Regions from separate parts of the Homo sapiens genome. Here region 2 is linked to region 1. Evidence: chromatin loops called from intact Hi-C (ENCODE). Cell type or tissue: gastrocnemius medialis. All regions are shown on one strand.

Region 1 (2,500 bases):
CAGCCCCAAGAACTGTATTGGTGAAACAAAAGTCTGGAAAGATAAATACCAAACTTATACCAGTAGTTAACTCTAGGGTGTGTGTGTGTGTGTGTGTCTGTGTGTTTATGAGGGGGTGAGACATTCCTATTTTCCTTCCAGTATTGATACAGTGCTTGGCTCTGTTGTGATGAAGATTGTTTTCAGATATTTTACGTGAAAAAAATTAATAAAATAAGAAAAAAGAAAGGCACCAAATGGGATTGTTCTGTGGAATACACAATATTATAGACGTATGAAGAAGGACCTGCACTTCCTACACATGAAAGTAGTTACGATTTATAGAGCCCTGATTTGGTCCCAGGTGCTGTGTTACAAGTGCTAAGCTACTGAGTCATGCAGATGACTCCACAAGGTAAGCATTATTCACCCCATTTGCAGAAGAGGAAAGTCGGGGCAGGGGTAGAACCACACCCTAAGTCATCAGTGCATGCATTCGCAGATTAGTGTGAAATCACAGAGCAATGAGAAATGGATTTCCTCCTCCCGGACAGAGTCAAAGAACCTCACCAGGAGGCTCTCCCTCCCTCCCTACCTAAGAGTCTTCAGAGAAAACCTTACAGCATCTGTTCACATGATATCAAGGAGCAAAACGCCAGCGAAATTAGAAACCCCACCATTCCGCCTTGCTGGAAGGAGCCAGGGAAGATAATCAATCTTCAAGATGAGGCTGCGAAGCAGAGCAAGCCAGGCTTGGCCCTTTTCAGAAAAGACCCCAAACAGGGGGTCTGGGCTGTTATCTCCTGGACGCTGGTCCTGTAGCCAGCTTCCAGGGGATAACAGGGGCGGCAGCCCGAGAGGGTCCCCTTCTCTCCAGAGGGGGCAGGCAGCAGGCTCACAGCTGCCCTCTCCCAACATTAAGACAAATTTATAGGAGTGCCAGCAAGGCGTAAAACACACGAAGATAGGCTGTTCCTCACTCCAGCCTGGCTATTCAACCCCCTCACTCCTTCTCCAATTCTGCTTCCTCACCTGCTTCCCGTAGCTGAAGGCAGAAGAATGCCTTAAAGACCCTTCAGTCACCGACAGAACAAGCCTGGCCTGGAGCCGCTCTCTTGGTGGCCACGCCCACCGCAGCCCCAGGACCCCTGGACCCTGTGCAGGGGGCTGTGTGCCCTTCCCTGGCTCGGCTTCTCCAGATGTTCCTTGTGGCTCTCCCTCCCCTTCCTCGCACCTCACTGGTGGCAAAGAGCCAAAGCCCCCGCACACAGTCAAGCTGGCAACCCAACTACATGGGATTCCTATGGCTGCAGATGGCCTGAGACGACTCTCAACCTTGACAGGATCTAGGGCTGGGGGCTTGAGATAGTCAACCAACGCCCAGCCCCTGGACGGGGTTAGAGTCACTCCTCCACCTCGTGGTCATTGTTGGAACTACACCCTGGGAAAGCCTGTCCTGAGAGGCACTTACTCCAAGGGATGATGGAGGAGGTTTGATGATGATGGTGATGGTGATGATGTGATGATAATGGTGATGATGTGATGATAATGATGATGGGTCATGAGTGTAATCACTTACCTCTTGCCACTTTCTGCTCACATCACCTCCTCAAAAGGGCTTTTCCCTGACCACCCTGTGTAAAATAGCACCACCACTCTCCTTAACCCTGCCTTATTTTTTGTAGCACTTATCATCTAAAATATTATTAGTTTGCTTATTTGTTGTTCGTGTAAGCTCCAGGAAAGCAGGAGCTGTGTTTTTTTTCACTGATGTATCCTGTGTAGCTAGGATTACCTCACAGTTAGCAAGTGTTCAATAAATATTTGTGAAGTGAAGGGGTTGGTAAATGACTCCTCAATCTCTCCCTGTGCCCAGCAGTCCTCCCAGCTCCTGGCAAGGCCACAGATCCCTCTCCCGCAGACTGAGTTTGCCTGTAATACTGGGAACAATCCCCATGCTCGTCTGGGAGATGTAAGGACCCTGTGTTAGTCTGTTTTGCATTACTAAAGGAACACCTGAAGCTTGGTAATTTATAAATAAAGGAGATTTATTTAGCTCATGGTTCTGCAGGCTGTACAAGAATGGCACAGGCATCTGCTCAGCTTCTGGTGAGGTCTCAGGAAGCTTTTACTCATGGCAGAAGGCAAAGGAGGAGCAGGTGTGTCACATGGAGAGAGAGGGAGCAAGACAGAGGGGAGGAGGTGCCAGCCTCCTTTTGACAACCAGCTCTTGGAGTGAACTAATAAAGTGGGAACTCATTCATTACTGCAAGGATGACACCAAGCCATTCATAATGGATCCTCCCCTATGACCCAAACACCTCCCACTAGGTCCCATCACTTTTCAACATGAGATTTGGAGGGGACACACATCCAAACTATATCAGACTCCAGGTCTCAAATCTGCTGGTTTGGCCCCCACCGGCCTGTGGTGGTCTTGCCCTTGGTGGTCAAGACCCTGCCCTTGGTCCTCGCCTTTAGCATCTGCATCCCATGGTGTCATTCCTTGCATCTGCGTCCT
Region 2 (2,500 bases), 440 kb before region 1:
GCCCTGCCCCCACCTGGAAAGGCTACGGCAGGGAGTGATTCCCCCAGCCCCCACCCCCCACACACCAAACTGCCTTTTACTGCTCCTCAGCGCCCCACTGCCCACTCACTGGAGTTCAGCAGCTTTCCAGTTATTCATGAAATTTTAAGGTAATCCACCCCTCCTCTGGGCAATCTCAGAGTCCCCCAACCATTTAAACATTTTAAAATCCATTTGGGCATCACACAAACTTGGGAAATAAACCGGGCCAGTACTTCTCTCCATTTCACAGATGAGGAAAGTGAAGTCCCAGCCCAGAACCTAGGTCTTCCCAGGGGCCGACACTCGGTCTCAGTAAACCATTCCCTGAGGCCTCACCCTTTCTGAGGCAAGCATGGCCCCTGGGTCACACCTGAGCTGTAGTGCAGAGGGTTGGGAGACAGGCAGCCCCTTTCTACCTGCTGGCCCTCAGATGCAGAGTCTGTACGCGTTTGATGAGGAGGAGACGGAGATGAGGAACCAAGTCGTGGAAGACCTGAAGACAGCCCTCCGGACACAGCCTATGAGGTAATTCAGTTTCCCCCTCTTGCTTCCTGCTGAGTCCCTTCACAGTTGGTCTCCTTGCCTTCCCGAAGCCCTGTGCAGTGCTCTGCTCCCATGCCGGTCCTCCTGGCCAACTCTGCCTCACCTGACTTCACTTCCCAGCCCCTACTCCTCTCCTGGGAGGCTGCCAGGGCTTGGGAGGAGGGGAGAGAAACCTGGGAAAGTGGGATAAACCTCAGGTCCTGAGGAGCTCTCTAAAGAGGAATCGAGGGCAAGTGCTTTTTAAAAATTTATTGATTTATTTTTGGTAAGGGGATAGAATAGGAGCGTGACCAAATGGACAAGGTACAAAAGAAAGAGCCTTGTGAGGATGAGGGGGCAGGGTGAGTGCCCCATCCAGGAAAAGAGGGACGCACGGGTAGAGAAGTACTCCAACCACTAGGGGGCGGTGTGGTGTCTCTGGATGGGATTTGCCATCTAGAATGGGAGCAACGCAGGCATGGAAAATGGGGTAGAAGTCCTGGAGCCATAGGAGGACACCTTTCCCTTCCCAGGCCACAACGTGTGGGGCCCAAAGTGGGGCTCCTTGTGTCTGGGTCTGCCCCGTGGTGTGCTGGAACTGGCTAGTAACAGCTGGCGAATGCTGAGTGTCAAATTTTCAGCAATTTTGTAAGCTGGTTGTTAAACGTAGCTATGATTAAAATTTCAATTGTATAAATTTAAGATTCAGTAAGTTATATCAAAACAAAGGTAATAAATACTTGAAACTCTTCATTCCCAAATTACCTAATTATTTTTCTACATTTTACTATAAGGTATACTTTTGAGTTTACATGCATTGTATGTGCATGGAAACACTATGAAATATGCATCTCTTCCCAACTCTGCATTCAATGACATCATATCTGTAGCTTGAAATTGGCTATGCTGGGAGCATTTACACCATGGAAATGAGCAAACAATCAGGAGCCACCCTTCACCCTTCCCCTGGCGAAAAGCTAGCCATCCATTGCATGGGGATGTGTATGTTGTCTGAGCTGAGCTCTCTCCCCAGGAGACTAGAAACAGCCTCAAGAAGAATGGGAGCATCCCAATTGTCTCTTGTCATTCTGGTAGTGGTGGGGCTCTGGAATGGGAAGGGGATAGAGGAAAGGATGAGGTAGTCAGGAAATAAAGGGGTTGAGAGGAAGTTGCCAGGTTTGTCTCCTACCCCAATTTATTGTAATTTCCCTTAATAATATTCTGCTAACAAAAGTTACATATTGTCATTGTGGAAATTTTATGGAATGCAGACAAGCATAAAATAGAAAAAAGTAAAAAAATAGCTATTGTTAACAACTTAGTTTGAGAGCACATTCTTTTATTTTCTAGGCGTATTTGTACAATAACATAAACACAAATACGCTTGGGATAAGTAATGTTATTTATAATAATTTTCTTAGATCATTAATTATTTTACTAAATCAAGGGTACCTGTGTGTGTGGGCATGCCATGGACATCCGGCGCCTAGGTGAAACTTATGGACTGCTTCGCAGAAATGATGTTTTAAATAATAGATAAAAAGATAGGCATAACAAATCAATGAAAATACAGCTACAAATAATAAAAATGAGATAGCAATGAATTCTGCTTCTTTACACCTTAAATAGCAAGAGCTAGCTGCGAGTCTTGATAACCATCATAATTTTGAAGTACTGAGGAGTGTAAATGGTATTTTGAGATACCTGGTACAACTGTAATTTGGTATGAAAATAGCTGTGATTTCTTGGGGTGACAAAGTCACAGATTATGCTAATACTACTGTCATTTATTGCTGACATTCATCATTGAGGAAAATACTAAATTTTAATTAGAAGTTACCAAAAATAAAAATGTAATTTTCTTTTCCCACCCAAGTCCTTGGATCTGTGAATGCTATCCATAGATTCTTCAGCAGAACACAGACTCCAAATTAAGAACCCCTGAACTAAATGGGTT

The links. A loop is a pair of places that touch in the nucleus more often than their neighbours do. Peaks named below come from ENCODE experiments on the same cell type or tissue, not always from the same donor. Only the 100,000 strongest peaks of a DNase experiment are listed, where the experiment ranks them.
Region 2: a loop joins it to region 1, with 8 times the contacts of the local background. A loop is called at or near these places in 18 of 110 quality-filtered maps.

The regions. Positions count from the first base shown.
Region 1 is chr6:40,307,486-40,309,985 of GRCh38, forward strand. No RefSeq gene overlaps it. Among named protein-coding and RNA genes, the nearest start is that of LINC00951, 47 kb to the right of the region's middle. RefSeq lists enhancers at 539-1,106, 1,107-1,673. In gastrocnemius medialis, a CTCF peak has its summit at 1,394 (motif pointing left); a DNase peak (open chromatin) is centred at 1,301.
Region 2 is chr6:39,864,529-39,867,028 of GRCh38, forward strand. It overlaps DAAM2 (dishevelled associated activator of morphogenesis 2), which reads left to right. Exons shown (of 25, transcript NM_001201427.2): 5 at 452-546. Among named protein-coding and RNA genes, the nearest start is that of DAAM2-AS1, 32 kb to the right of the region's middle. RefSeq lists an enhancer at 1-468. In gastrocnemius medialis, a CTCF peak has its summit at 967 (motif pointing right); a DNase peak (open chromatin) is centred at 984; H3K27ac peaks cover 270 bases.